Linked DNA regions of Homo sapiens: region 1 is linked to region 2. Evidence: chromatin loops called from intact Hi-C (ENCODE). Cell type or tissue: Calu3. All regions are shown on one strand.

What was found. Hi-C counts contacts between places; a loop is a spot of excess contacts. Peaks named below come from ENCODE experiments on the same cell type or tissue, not always from the same donor. Only the 100,000 strongest peaks of a DNase experiment are listed, where the experiment ranks them.
Region 1: it touches region 2 in a loop (7-fold over the local background); 31 of 110 quality-filtered maps call a loop at or near these places.

What each region holds. Positions count from the first base shown.
Region 1 is chr4:170,044,652-170,052,651 of GRCh38, forward strand. No RefSeq gene overlaps it. Among named protein-coding and RNA genes, the nearest start is that of MFAP3L, 22 kb to the left of the region's middle. RefSeq lists an enhancer at 814-1,353. In Calu3, no CTCF peak of the experiment used is centred here; a DNase peak (open chromatin) is centred at 3,290.
Region 2 is chr4:169,788,872-169,796,871 of GRCh38, forward strand. It overlaps the pseudogene PTGES3P3. Among named protein-coding and RNA genes, the nearest start is that of HPF1, 35 kb to the left of the region's middle. In Calu3, a CTCF peak has its summit at 3,066 (motif pointing right); a DNase peak (open chromatin) is centred at 2,990.

The DNA.
Region 1 (8,000 bases), 260 kb after region 2:
GATGGAGTTTTGCTCTTGTCACCCAGGCTGGAGTGCAATGGCCTGGTCTCAGCTCACTGCAACCTCTGCCTCCCAGGTCAAGCGATTCTCCTGTCTCAGCCTCCCAAGTAGCTGGGCTTACAGGTGCCTGCCACCACGCCCTACTAGTTTTTGTATTTGTAGTAGAGACGGGGTTTCACCATGTTGCTCATGCTGGTCTCGAACTCCTGACCTCAGGCAATCCACCTGCTTCGGCCTCCTAAAGTGCTGGGATTACAGGCATGAGTCACCATGCCCAGCCTATGACAGGTTTAATAGGTGGGACCATTAAGAGGTGTTTAGGCCATGAAAGCTCTGCCCTCATGAATAGATTAATGTTGTTATTGTAGGAGTGGGTTTGTTATAAAAGCAAGTTTGGCCCTCTCGTGCTCTCACCCCCTCTTGCCCTTCTGCCTTCTGCCATGGGATCATGCTGCACTAAAGTCTTCACCACATGTCAGCATCATGCACTTGGACTTCCAGGACTCCAGAACCATGAGCCAAATAAACTTCTTTTCCTTATAAATTACCTAGCTTGTGGCATTCTGTTATAGCAACACAAAATGGACTAAGTATGTGACATATGCTTTTAAATGTTATAAAAATTGCAACCATACATTAACCGTTCTAAAACATTGAAAGTAATATTTCTTTAGAGTGAATGAAAACTTATACATTTGAAAAAAATGAATGAGACTTCTGAGGTATGTAATATAAAATTATACAGGCCTGACATAGGAAGGCAAAATAAATTAAATATCTTAATTGGAAAATTGATATTTAACTGTATTTGCCCCCCTATGACTTAAGAGTAGTCTAGACATTATACTTTTCTATCTAGTGTGCTGAAATATGTCTTGATGGTAAATTCAAGTAATAGCTACACGTGTCTTGTATTTTTGCAGTTAGTTGAATGAACAGGTTTAGTTATCATTAGTCATAGAACTCCAGGCCACGGTATGATTAAATAATATTCAATTTATAATTCATTCTAAATATGAGTTTTATATTTAGATTCCTGTTGAGATATCACATAGAATAAAATAATTTAGCTCTCCCTCTCCCTCTCTCCCTCTCTCCCTCTCCCCACAGTCTCCCTCTCCCTCTCTTTCCACGGTCTCCCTCTGATGCCGAGCCGAAGCTGGACTGTACTGCTGCCATCTTGGCTCACTGCAACCTCCCTGCCTGATTCTCCTGCCTCAGCCTGCCGAGTGCCTGCGATTGCAGGCGCGCGCCACCACGCCTGACTGGTTTTCGTATTTTTTTGGTGGAGACGGGGTTTCGCTGTGTTGGCCGGGCTGGTCTCCAGCTCCTAACCGCGAGTGATCCGCCAGCCTCGGCCTCCCGAGGTGCCGGGATTGCAGACGGAGTCTCGTTCACTCAGTGCTCAATGGTGCCCAGGCTGGAGTGCAGTGTCGTGATCTCGGCTCACTACAACCTCCACCTCCCAGCCGCCTGCCTTGGTCTCCCAAAGTGCCGAGATTGCAGCCTCTGCCCGGCCGCCACCCAGTCTGGGAAGTGAGGAGCGTCTCTGCCTGGCCGCCCATCGACTGGGATGTGAGGAGCCCCTCTGCCTGGCTGCCCAGTCTGGAAAGTGAGGAGCGTCTCTGCCCAGCCGCCATCCCATCTAGGAAGTGAGGAGTGTCTCTGCCCGGCCGCCCATCGTCTGAGATGTGGGGAGCGCCTCTACCCTGCCGCCCGGTCCGGGATGTGAGGAGCATCTCTGCCCGGCCGCCCTGTCTGAGAAGTGAGGAGACCCTCTGCCTGGCAACCGCCCCATCTGAGAAGTGAGGAGCCCCTCCGCCCGGCAGCCGCCCTGTCTGAGAAGTGAGGAGCCCCTCCGCCCAGCAGCCACCCCGTCTGGGAAGTGAGGAGCGTCTCCGCCCGGCAGCCACCTCGTCCGGGAGGGAGGTGGGGGGGTCAGCCCCCCGCCCGGCCAGCCGCCCCGTCCGGGAGGGAGGTGGGGGGGGTCAGCCCCCCGCCCGGCCAGCCGCCCAGTCCGGGAGGTGAGGGGCGCCTCTGCCCGGCCGCCCCTACTGGGAAGTGAGGAGCCGCTCTGCCTGGCTGGCCGCCCCGTCCGGGAGGGAGGTGGGGGGGTCAGCCCCCTGCCCGGCCAGCCACCCCGTCCGGGAGGGAGGTGGGGGCGTCAGCCCCCCGCCCGACCAGCCGCACCGTCCGGGAGGTGAGGGGCGCCTCTGCCCGGCCGCCCCTACTGGGAAGTGAGGAGCCCCTCTGCCCGGCCAGCCACCCCGTCCGGGAGGGAGGTGGGGGGGGGGGGTCAGCCCCGTGCCCGGCCAGCCGCCCTGTCCGGGAGGTGAGGGGCGCCTCTGCCTGGCTGCCCCTACTGGGAAGTGAGGAGCCCCTCTTCCCGGCCACCACCCCGTCTGGGAGGTGTACCCAACAGCTCACTGAGAACGGGCCATGATGACAATGGCGGTTTTGTGGAATAGAAAGGGGGGAAAGGTGGGGAAATGATTGAGAAATCGGATGGTTGCCGTGTCTGTGTAGAAAGAGGTAGACATGGGAGACTTTTCATTTTGTTCTGTACTAAGAAAAATTCTTCTGCCTTGGGATCCTGTTGATCTGTGACCTTACCCCCAACCCTGTGCTCTCTGAAACATGTGCTGTATCCACTCAGGGTTGAATGGATTAAGGGCGGTGCAAGATGTGCTTTGTTAAACAGATGCTTGAAGGTAGCATGCTCGTTAAGAGTCATCACCACTCCCTAATCTCAAGTCCAGGGACACAAACACTGCGGAAGGCCGAAGGGTCCTCTGCCTAGGAAAACCAGAGACCTTTGTTCACTTGTTTATCTGCTGACCTTCCCTCCACTATTGTCCTGTGACCCTGCCAAATCCCCCTCTGCGAGAAACACCCAAGAATGATCAATAAAAAAATAAAATAAAATAAAATAAAATAAAATAAAAAAAGAGTTCCTCCTGCCTTGTCCTCCTAAAGTAGTTGGGATTACAGGTGTGAGCCACCGCACCTGCCCTAAATTTTTTTTAATTTGGTGTCCTGAGATAAGAAAATGTTTCACCATTTGTTAAAATTTTCTTTTGTATCATTTACAAAATTGTTCATTAATTTCTAATAGATACATTCAATGTTTTTTATACTGAGACAAAAAGGAATTTTGAATTTTTTGCAATAAATTGCATTTTAGTTGTGAATTTGGCATTTAAAAAATCCATTCTAATAAATTTTCAGTACAATTAAAAAAAAATAATTTACTGTAATTCTTTCTGCAAGCTTTTAAAGAAATTATATGAGGTAAGACTGCCGCCTGCTGGTCAAGATGTGTTGCTCATTTACATTTCAAACTTGTTTTTCACGATAGCATAGGATGTGATAAATCCAATTCAAAGCAATCCAACATACAGACTTTTGAGATGTCCTAGGTTGTCACAAATTATTGATGCTTGGACATTCTAACAATTATCATTCCCACAAGCCTTTCGTGTTTATCCTTCCCTCTTGATGACTGTTGATAACAAATCTCTGGCTGCATATTTCTGAGTCTTTGAAATGTACAACTTAGGGGCTAAGTTGCATTTATGCTCCTTTCTCTTGAGCAATGTGAGCTAAGCATCCATCTGTAGGTGAGAGATCTCTAAGTGTTGCTGAACCTGCTGCATAACTGCACTCCTCTACCTTATCTTTTTCTGACGACATCTCACAAACATATTGGCAATGCTGCTTTGTCCTCTTCTGGAACCCCAGCATAAAGATGTCCCCCACTCCTCTCACTGGCTCTGAGCCCAGCCCCAAGGTCACCCATCACTCAGGTGATCCTCAGCTCAGCCCTAAGGTGACACAGTCTTGTATCATGACTCCAGGGGAGCAGTTCCCAACCTTTTTGGCACGAGGGACTGGTTTTGTGGAAGACAATTTTTCCATGAACCGGGGTTGGGGGGATGGTTTTGGGATGATTCAAGTGCATTACATTTGTTGTGCACTTTATTTCTATTTTTATTACGTTGTAATATATAACAAAAAGTTAGACAAGTCACCGTAATGTAGAATCTGGGAGCCCTGAGCTTGTTTTCCTGAAACTAGATGGTTCTACCTGGGCATGATGGGAGACAGTGACAGATCATCTGGCATTAGATTCTCATAAGGAGTGTGCAACCTACATCCCTCACATGTGCAGTTCACAATAGGGTTCACGCTCCTGTGAGAATCTAATGCCCCTGCTGATCTGACAGGAGGCGGAGCTCAGGCAGAAATGCAAGTGATGGGGAGCAGCTGTAAATACAGATGAAGCTCGCCTCCTGCTGTGCAGCCCAGTTCCTACTGGGCCATGGACTGGGGGTTGGGCAACCCTGCTCTAGGGGACAGATAACTGAGTTTGAAGGCCTGCTCTACCCCTGACCACCTCAATTACTCATTTTGGTTGTGATGAGCATGCACTCCTATAATAAGTAAAAAATAAGTTGTTATAAACATCCTTCCCTAAATGCTTCAACCACCAACCTGCCCTGACCTGAGGCTGATGCTGAGTTCCAAGGGGGCTCAGGTCTAAGAAACAAAGTTCAGATGCAAGTTCTTGGGTGTCAGTTTCAGTTCCCAGACATTGCTCCACCTTCTCCTTATTCCCAAGAATACCAAATTATGCACATCCTGTCTGCTCTCCCCAAACTTACTGAGCATGTTGAAATTAAATTGTACCCTGACAACTTGAAAATCCTTTTCATGATTAAACAAATATTTATGGAACACTTTCCAGGTAGCAAGAACTTGCTAAATACTGCATTTAAAAAGATGAATGTGCTTTCCAAATGCTTAATTTGCACCATGAACACTGCTTATTCAGGACTGCCAAGAGAGACCCATCCAGCAGAGGTATCTATCAACTCTATTGAGGAAAAAAAGGCAAACACAAGAAATTTCAGGCACGTGAAGTTTGTAAGACCAAGAAAGGTAAAAAAGAAATCTTGAGAAATTCAAATGTGACATTATGTAATAGCCAGGAAAGTTACTTTGTTGTTGGGATTAAAATAGTTAAGAGATTTTTGTGAACTTCTTCTGGACATGGGCTCTTTTCCTGATCTTGTATTTCCAGCACCTCTCACAGTAGCTGCATATAGTTAGCACTTAATTAACATTTATTGAACTAATTGCCTCACTTGCTCTTGCTTACTGAAACAGTCATAATCATTATCCCCTTCATCTAGCAAATACAAAGTTAGGCGGAATGCGCACAGACTAAGTAAGAAACAGACAAGTGAAGCTGGAGAAGCTTCAAATGTTTGGAGGACGCCTGGGGCATTTCTCCCCAGGCTCCAGATGAATTCTGTGGTGCTAACTGTGATGCAGGAAACTTGGAGTCCCTGGGATTGCAAAGTCTGTCTGCCAAGGAAGGAGGTCTTCAAAGTACATGAGAAAGGAAAACGAGAATGAAAAATGGATTTGGCAATAAAGATGAGGGAGAAAGTCATGCGTCACATCTCGGTGAACCTTTTAACTGCTGATAATAGACATGTATAGCAGAGTCTTCTAAGGCTCACAAATAACAACAATGACGCTATGTGCTTTGCATGCATTACCTAAGTTAATGTTCAAAACAACTGGAAGCAGATTTGCCCCATTTTACAAATGAGGAGGAAACCGAGGTTCCGGGAGGTTGCTAGCTGCTCGGTGCAAGAGGCCTAGATTTCTGCGTATCTCAGCTTTCAACATGCCTTTCTCACTAAGCTTAATTATTTCTAGCTTTTGATTTAAAGTGAGAGACTTGAGATTCTTCCTTTCACTTCAACACTTAGAGGTTATTGCAAGATTCTTTTTTTTTTTTTTTTGAGACAGGGTCTTGCTCTGTCGCCCAGGCTAGAGTGTGGTGGCACAATCTTGGCTCACTGCAGCCTCCACTTCCTGGGCTCAGGTGATTCTTTCATCTCAGCCTCCCAAGTAGCTGGGACTACAGGTGTGCACCAGCATGCTAGTTAATTTTTGTAGTTTTTGTAGAGACAGGGTTTCTCCATGTTGCCCAGGCTGGTGTTGAACTCCTGGACTCAAGTGATCTGCCTGCCTCAGCATCTTAAAGTGCTGGGATTACAGGCTATTGTAGGATTTTTGATTGATTGATTGATTGATTGATTGAGATGGAGTCTCACTGTGTTGCTCAGGCTGGAGTGCAGTGGCGCAATCTCAGCTCACTGCAACCTCCACCTCCCAGGTTCAAGCAATTCTCCTGCCTCAGCCTCCCAAGTAGTTGGAATTACAGGCATGTGCCACAATGCCTGGCTAGGTGTATTGTTTTGTTTTTGTTTTGTATTTTTAGGAGCGATTTGTATTTTTGGTATTTTTAGGAGAGATGGGGTTTCACATGTTGGCCAGGCTGGTCTCAAACTCCTGGCCTCCAGTGATCCACCCGCCTTAGCCTCCCAAAGTGTTAGGATTACAGGTGTGAGCCACTCTGCTCGGCCGGTATTGTAGGATTCTTAATTGGCCTAATTTCAATATTGTTGCGTCTCAGAAAATAGGGAGGCCTGAGGAGAGAGATGGGGAAATGTCTGGTGTGTGAAACAGAACACACATAACATTTATTGATGAAGTTTGCTATCTTACAGGGGCACAGTTCATGGCAACCCCCAAAATTATAATAGTAATGTCAAAGACAATTATCAAGCAGCATAACATATATAATAATAATTAAAAAGTGAAATATTGTGAGAATTACCCAGATGAGACACAGAGACGCAAAGTGAAGGCATGTGGTTGGAAAAATGGTGCTAATGCAGAAGGTTGCCACGAACCTTCCATTTGTAAGAAATGCAGTCTCTGAAAAGTGTTATAAAGTAAAGCTCAATAAAGTGAGGCAGCCCTGCACATGCCTTGTTTTCTCTGCTGCTGCCATGCTGGTCTCCTGCCTGTTCCTGGGCTGCTGAATTGAGGAGGCTCAAACTTGCTTTAGGGCCTTGCTCTTCCCTCAGCCACCACTTGTCTAACATGAGTCTTTGCTCACCTTCTCACTTTCTCAATGAGGACTGAGCACCACCCCACTGAACACTGCGACATGCTCTTCCCCTGCACTCCCAGACCCTCTTCTTTACCCTCTCCAACCCATCATGGTCCTTTTACACTTCTAACATCCTATGCAATCCACTTATTTATTATGCTTATTCCTTTCTTTTTTTTTTTTGAGACAGAGTCTTGCTCTGTTACCCAGGCTGAAGTGCAGTGGCGTGATCTTGGCTCACTGCAACCTCTGCCTCCTGGGTTCAGGCAATTATCCTGCCTCAGCCTCCCAAGTAGCTGGGATTACAGGCATGCACCACCACGCCCGGCTAATTTTTTGTATTTTTAGTAGAGACAAGATTTCACCATGTTGGTCAGGCTGGTCTTGAACTCCTGACCTCAAGTGATCCACCCACCTTGGCCTCTTAAAGTGCTAGGATTACAAGCGTGAGCCACTGCGCCCGGCCTATTATGCTTATTACTTATGGGCTTTCCCCATATTCGAATGTAAGCTCCACGATAACAAGGACCTATTCACTGATAGTTCACAAACACTCAGAACGATTCCTGGCAATGTGGGCATCCATACATACAGTTTGAATAAACATATCCTTTTGTTCGCAAATAAAAATGGGATTGTATTGTAGAAACTGCTTTATAAAGACTCTTTGGCCTCATATTTTTTGAATGTGTTCTCATGTCAACAGACATACGATTCAAATATTTTTCTATCCGCATCATGGGCTACTACTGAATACCAGTTTTCGTCAGTTAATGTTTAATCAATCAAGCAATTAATTTGCTTTCATGGTAACCTTTTTTAAAAACAGCTTTATTGAGATGTAATTCACATACCATAAAATCCACCCATTTAAAATGTACAATTCACCTGTAATCCCAGCACTTTGGGAGGCCGAGGCTGGTGGATAACCTGGGGTGAGGAGTTCAAGACCAGCCTGGCCAACATGGTGAAATCCCTTCTCTACTAAAAATACAAAAAAAATTATCTGGGTGTGCTGGCGAGC
Region 2 (8,000 bases):
TATCCGTTCCCTTCCTGAAAAATATGAACAATATCACAGAAGGTGTACACCCCTGCGATATTGGGAGTAACATCATCCTTTCCCACCCTGAGTATTATGAACAATATCACAGGGGGGTGCACACCCCACTCGATATTGGGAGTAATATCACCCTCTTCCTCCTAGATATTACGAACAATATCACATAGGGGTGTACACCCTCTGTGATATTAAGTGTAATATTATACTCTTCCCCCTTGGATATTATGAACAATATCCCAGAGGGGTGTACACCTCCTGCGATATGGGGTGTAATAGCATCCTCTCCCCTTTTGGATATTATGAAAAATATCACAGGGGGGTGTACAACCCCTGTGATATTGGGAGCAACATAATTCTTTCCCCCCTGGATATTTCAAAAATATCACAAGGGGATGTACACCCCTTATGATGTTTGTAGTAATATCATCCTCTCTCCCCTGGATATTACGAACAATATCACAGGAGGGTGTACACTCCCTGGGATATTGGGAGTAATATCATCCTCTTTCCCCCTGTATATTACGAACAATATCACAGGGGCGTGTACACCCCCTGCGTATTGAAAGTAATATCATTCACTTCCCCCCTGGATATTGTATATCATATCACAGGGGCGTGTACACCCTCTGCTACATTGGGAGAAATATCATCGTCTCCTCCCGTGGATATTATGAGCAATATCATAGGGGAATGTACCCCGCCTGCGATATTGGGAGTAATATCCTCTCCCACCCTGAATATTACAAACAATATCATAAGGGGGTGTACATCCCCTGCGATATTGGGAGTAATATCCTTTTCCACCCTGAATATCATGAACAATATTATAGGAGAATGTACACCACCTGCGATATTAAGAGTAATATCATCCTTTCCCCCCATGGATATTACAAACAATATCACAGTGTTGTGTACACCCCCTGTGATATTGGGAATAATTTTATCCTCTCCCCCCGCTCGATATTATGAAAAATATCACAGGAAGGTGTACATTCTCTGTGATATTGGCAGTTATATCATCCTCTGTTCTAGTTAATATTACGAAGACTATCACAGGGGTATGTACACCTCCTGAGATATTGGGAGTAATATCATCCTATCTCCCCCTGGAAATTAGGAACCATATCACAGGGGAATGTACATACCCTGCAATATTGGGAGTAGCATCATCTTACCCTCCCCTGCTCTTTACAAATAGTATCACAAGGGGCTGTACACCCTCTGCAATATTGAGAGTAATATCATCCTCTCTTCCCCTGGATATTACGAACAATACAGCAGGGGGTGTACACACAGGGTTTTTATGATATTGGGAGTAATATCATTCTCTCCCCACCCTGGATATTTCGAACAGTATCACAGGGGTTGTACACTCCCTGCGACATTGGGAGTAACATCATCCTCTCCTTCTCTTGATATTACGAACAATATCACAGCAGAGTGTACATCCCCTGCGATATTGGCAGAAATATCAACCTCTCCCTCTCTGGATATTACCAGCAATATCATAGGGGGTTGTACACCCCCTTCAACACTGGGAGTTATATCATCCTCTCCTCCCACTGGATATTATGAAAAATATTACAGAAGGCGTACACACAGGGTGTTTACGATATTGGGAGTAATATCATCTTCCCCCTCCCTGAATATTATGAACAATATCACGGGATGGGGTACATCCCCTGTGATATTGAGAGTAATGTCACCCTCTCCCTTCCTGGATATTATAAACAATATCACAGGGGGGTGCACACCCCTCCTATATAGGGAGTAATGTTATCCTCTCCCCCTCCCTGGATATTTCGAACAATATCACAAGGGGAATGTACTCACCCTGCGATATGGAGACTAATGTCATCCTCTCCCTCCCTGGATATTATGAATAATATCACAGGGGGGTGTGCACTCTCTGTGCTCTGGGGAGTAATGTCATTCTCTCCCCTATAAACTAAAATTTTGTTCTCTTTACCTAAGCCCAGAGCTTCCTATCACGTCAGTATCTATGTTATGAAGAAAAGGAGACTTAGGTGAGATGTTTTTATTTATCACAACTGCTGCATCAATTGCCTAGGACCTCAACAGCTTCATGAAAGTCTGGGAAATGTTCATGCATAAGGTTATTGCCTTAGCTGACTTCAAATTGCTCCATACAATGGTACATATAAACCCTTAGTGAAGCCTTTTAAAAAACAAACAGGTTGAAAAATGGGTTAAAGTAGGCAAATACAGCATCTGCCTTTAGGGCTATCAACTGAGGAATTCTCTCAATTATGAAATCTTGCAGAGAAGTTATTTTCTTTCTCAAAATCCAGGTGATGAAATATTTCTTACTCCAGATCTGGCATTTTTTCATCATCACTGTCTTGTGAATCATCACCTGCTTCATCTACTTCTGGTAAATCTACATCCTCATCCCCACCCATGTTGTTCATCATCTCGGAGAAACGATCAAAATTAGACCTGTCTTCATCTGAACCATCTTCCCAGTCTTTCCAATGATTGAAGTCCATACTAAGCCAGTTAAGCTTTGCCCTTTCTTTTGTTAACCTTGGCCATGACTGGCCAGATTCTCCTTTTCGTAAACAACATAAAATTGATCTGTCCGTTCTTTTATGCTTGGAATCATTTGGATCAATAGAGTAAAAAAGACCAATTTCATTTAAATGCTTAAAATTATCACTTCCTCCAAGACAACTGAATGTAAGTTTGGATTTTTCAAAATTTACATTAACATCCTTATTGTCTTCAACACAAGATTCAGTGAAGACACAGTCCCTTCGATCGTACCACTTTGCAAAAGCAGGCTGCATTGTGAATGCGGCAGGGGGACGGGCGAACGGGTGGGCGGGCGGCTGTCTGGCGGCGGCTGCTCTCCGGTGGGGACTCCGCGTTTTCTCCCTGGTCGCCGCTGCCTCTTCTCGCTCCCCTCAGGCGACGGCGGCAGCTACAGCTGCTTCTTTATACGTTTTTCTGCTTAGATCAGGGAAAACTGGCTGGATTAAATTAGCCACAGGAGGGCTCCACTGCAGTTTCTGGAAAAGAAAATTCTGCAGTCATACTTTCTGGTACACAGTTGTATCTGTGCAGTCTTCAATCGGCCACGCCTATTTATAAACGTGAAAGATGAAGCCAGGGTGGCCGGGCACGATGGCTCGTGCCTACAATCCCAGCTCTTTGGAATGCCGAGGCGGGAGGATCACTTCAGGTCAGGAGTTCGAGAACAGCCTGGCCAACATGGTGAAACCCCTGTCTCAACCAAAAAATACAAAGATTAGCCGGGCGTTAGTGGTGCCCGCCTGTGATCCCAGCTACTGGGGAGGCTGAGGCAGAAGGATCCCTTGAACCCCAGAGAAGGAGATTGCAGTGAACTGAGATAGCGCCACTGCACTCCAGCCATGGCAAAAAGAATGAAACTCCGTCTCAAAAGAAAAAAAAGAAGCCAGGGCAGGCAACTCAGGTACCTTTTGGACGTCCATTAACAAAAATTCGAGAGAACTTTCTGGAAACCTAGAGTATATTTCTGTGGGAAAAACACAAAATTGAGACTTGAAATGATAAGCTCTGATTTGTTCATTTTTTTAATCTTAAACATTTAAAGTTTCACAGCAACAGCTTATATTCAGGGTATGCAATTTATAGGTAGCTAATGCATGAAAAATATGATTACAGTTTTGTATTACCCATTATTTTTCTCTTGTCAACCACAAAGAATTTCATTATTATCTAATCTGTGGCCCAGATGCTGCCTGTCTTTGTTTCATCTATAACAGCATTTCCTATCATGTGGCTACAGGATAATAATTGTGATTACAAAAAGAAAAAAGTACAGGAACTCACAGGTGAAACAGAGCTGAACACAACTTTTACAGAACTCATCAGCTCCTCACTGTAAATCTCCTAGATTGGCCTCTCATGTACCTTTTTTTTTTTTCCTTTTTTCCTTGAAACATTTGCTGCTCTTTTTAGAAATCACAAACAGGGTTTCAAAAGTTATTTAAAAAAAAAAAGCCTGAAGAAAGAATCCAAAATTTGAGACCATACCTATTCTAAGAAGTGGTGAAAACCACATGGAAAAATATCAAGTAGTTTGTGTCTAATGCTTTCAGAATTCCCTCTTGTACTTTACTCACAGGAGAAGTTATAGGAACCCCTACAGGAATTACAATGACAGGGCCAGACCCAGGAACAGCCTGCACACTCGAGTTTTGAAGTTTTAACTCATTCTCTCTCCAGCTGTCTCACACTTGTTGTTTGTTGTTTTGTTCGTTTCTTTCTAATTTAGAAAAAAAAAAAGTAGTAGTCAGGGAGTCTAGTCAAATACATCGGAGTTGGGGGGAATTATTAGATACCCAAATCTTAGTGATGCATTTGACTATTTTTCGGGATGAAAAGCATATATGGGTAGACATTGGCTTGGAGGGGAAATGGTGACACAGGAGAGATGAAGGAGCAGCACTTTGAAGTTGATTTTTGAAGAAAAACCATTAGTTTTCATCATTGTATAAGGACATCACTCTATGAATCATAGCAATAGGCAATTTGCAATTTAAAAAATAAATAAAAAGGCATCCTTGTGGCTAAATGGCAGTTTAGATTACAGTTCCTAAGGCCCACTGAAAATCATAAGCTACTGTCTTTCCTGAGCACATAAATGAATTTTTCTTCCATTTTGACAGCTCTATCCCTCCAGGTCATCCAGCTATTTTATCCCTTAATATTGGCTACTCTTCCTCCTCTCTCAGACGTCTCACTTTTTGCACCCAGCCCCCAAACACACTAAAAGATTAAACTCAAGCAGCCTTCCCTATTGGGAAACCTTTTTTTTTTTTTTTTTGAGACAGAGTCTTTGCTCTGTCGCTCAGGCTGGAGTGCGGTGGTGCCATCAATCTCGGCTCACTGCGACCTCTGCCTCCCGGCTTCAAGCGATTCTCCTGCCTCAGCCTCCTGAGTAGCTGGGATTACAGGGACACACCACCATGCCTGGCTAATTTTTGTATTTTTAGTAGAGACTGGGTTTCACCATGTTGGCCAGGCTAGTCTCAAACTCCTGGGCTCAAGTGATCCACCTGCCTCAGCCTCCCAAAAGTGCTGGGATTACAGGTGTGAGCCACTGTGCCCAGCCCCCTACTGGAGACTTTTGATGGGCATTTTTATTTATCTAATTACGGAAAAGGAAAGTAACAAAAATGAACTGTGCAGATAGAGACTCTCCTCATATAGGAGTTGTTAGATCAAATCCTGCTTCCAAAATAAAGAAATAAAGAGGTGAAATGAAGACAGGGTTGAGCTGAAGAAAATTTCATGCAGTTAGCACTAGGGGAAGTGGGAGAACATAGATGGAAGCAGCACCTACTGGATGTGCTCTTTTGTGAAAGGTGCTTAATGGCTGCTCACTTTGGAGATGACTGAGTCCAAACTGCCTCATCTAATTCTTCAAGTCATCTTCCATCTGCCTGTTAAGCAGTAACAGGCCTCCTGAGATTATTCCCTTATGTCAAAATGGGATGTCATGTTAATCCACACCATGACCATTTTGTATCTTTCTTCCCTTTGTTTTCCAGTTTATAACACTTTCCACCTCTACCTCTCATTCTGGAAAATTCTCCCATGCTCTAGACTTGAATCTCTGATACTTCACCTCCCACTTATGTGAACTTGGGCGTGTTACTTGATATTGCTATGCTTCAATTTTCTTATGTGTAACTGCAGATAATAATAGTCCCTACCTCATAAAGTTGTTACAGAGATTAAGTAATAATATGCATGTAAAACATCGATTGAGCTATTATTACACAGCCTTTAAGATTCAAGTTCAAATCCCCCTTCCAGGCCGGGTGCAGTTGCTCACCTCTGTAATCTCAGCATTTTGGGAGGCCAAGGTGGGCGGATTACCTGAGGTCAGGAGTTCGAGACCAGTCCGGCCAATAGGGCGAAACCCTGTCTCTACTATAAATACAAAAATTAGCAGGGTGTGGTGGCGGGTGCCTGTAATCTCAGCTACTCAGGAGGCTGAGGCAGGAGCATCACTTGAATCCTGGAGGTGGAGGTTGCAGCGAGCCGAGATCGAGCCACTGCACTCCAGCCTGGGTGACAGAGCAAGACACCATCTCAAAAAAACAAAACAAAACAAAAACAAAAAACCAAATCCCACTTCTTCGTAAAGTCATCTCCAATACTCCCCAATGGAAAGGGCAGTTTCCTTCGCTGATTTATTGTAGCACTTACTGTCCTCACGGACAACAAGGCCCTTAGCATACATGGTCTTGTGGTCTAATTGTGTACATCTTTTCTCATCTGAACTACAGGGAAATTTTTTGGATGGTAGGGAGTGTGTCTTCTTGCAGTATCTAGCACAGTGTTCAGCATACAGCAGATATTTAATAAATAATTATTAAATCAAAAAGTCAAATGGATATTTTAATGAATTGGTTGAATGAATCAATGATTTAGGGGGTCAAAGCCAGTTTTGCAACTCTTAATTCATTGCCCACATGAAAGGCATAAAAGTGTCTGGCATCAATTAGAATGGCTGAAGAGGATTTTTGGAGAATTCAGTCCCTGGGAACCAGAAGCACCTAAGTGAGGGGGTGTCCAGTTGTGGGAGTGGAAGGCCAGAAATGAGAGAGAGAAGCCACAAGCCTCCTGTTCCTGTGCAGACCTTAGCTGAGAGGGAAGACTTTAACTTTTAATGAAGATTACAGTTTTACTTATTGCACTAGACTGGACATATTCATCACTGAACCGAGACTAATTTTTAATGATGACATCATCGGAAGACTTTTTGTTATTTGACAGTGACTAAGAGCTAAGTGATTCATCTTAGTTTTTATCTGAACAGTAGAGGAAGAACCAGCCCAAAAGATGGATTCGAATGGCCAAGTGAGAAAACAACATTGTCTCCTCATTTCATCTCAGGAGCCCCACTGTTAATGCAATGGTGTCATGAGGTTGATTTAGTGTCTGCGGATCCTGGCCTGTTGGACAGCAGGCAGGAATGCCTGGAATGCCAGGCAGAGGTAGAAGTGTTTGTAGGGAGAGGAATAAAACTATCAAAGGGAAGCAGAGGTCATGAAATGATGACCTGCTCCTGGCAGAAAGGGGACCCTGCCACGTAGCCATCAGCTCACTCCCATCCACCTTTGTTTTGTTTTTTGAGACAGAGTCTTTCTCTGCTGCCCAGGCTGGAGTACAGTGGCGTGATCTTGGCTCACCACAACCTCCGTCTCCTGGGTTCAAGCAAATCTCATGCCACAGCCTTGGTTAGCTTGAGTAGCTGTGATTACAGGTGCACACCACCACATCCAGCTAATTTTTGTATTTTTAGTAGAGATGAGGTTTCGCTATGTTGGCCAGGCTGGTCTCGAACTCTTGGCCTCATGTGACCCACCTGCCTTGGCCTCCCAAAGTGCTGGGATTACAGGTGTGAGCCACTGCACCCGACCCCATCCAACTGTTTTGATTGCTGCACAGATGTGGATGCTTCTGCTGGTCATCATCTCTGCTTCTCTCCCTCTAGAGGCCTCTCATCTCCCCCTGCAAAACTGCCAACCTGAGTTACTGCCCAGTTTTTCTTCTTGGGCCCCACAGCACAAGCTGAGAGTATGCACCTGGATTTACTAGGCTCTCAGGAGAGTTCTGATTCTTTCAAATGTCCATTAGATTGTTTGTTTTTAATGTTTCTATTGGGATGCAATTGTCAGTTGTGCTTCTGCACAAACAGAACCCCTTTTATTCCATGGGATATTTTCAGAGAAGTCATCGCGCAGTATCTTTCACAGAACGAATTGCTCTTATAACCGGTTTGCTTACAGGACACACCTGCAGCTGGCAAGCCTTGAGAGTTTACCATTTATAGAAGCTGCACCTGAGATCCATTTGGACTGCTGCTTGCAAATTATTACATGTGAAATTATGAACTCTAACTTAAGCGTTCCTTGGAATTGTCTTAGGAAGAGAAAGATGCATTTTGATGGCTGGGG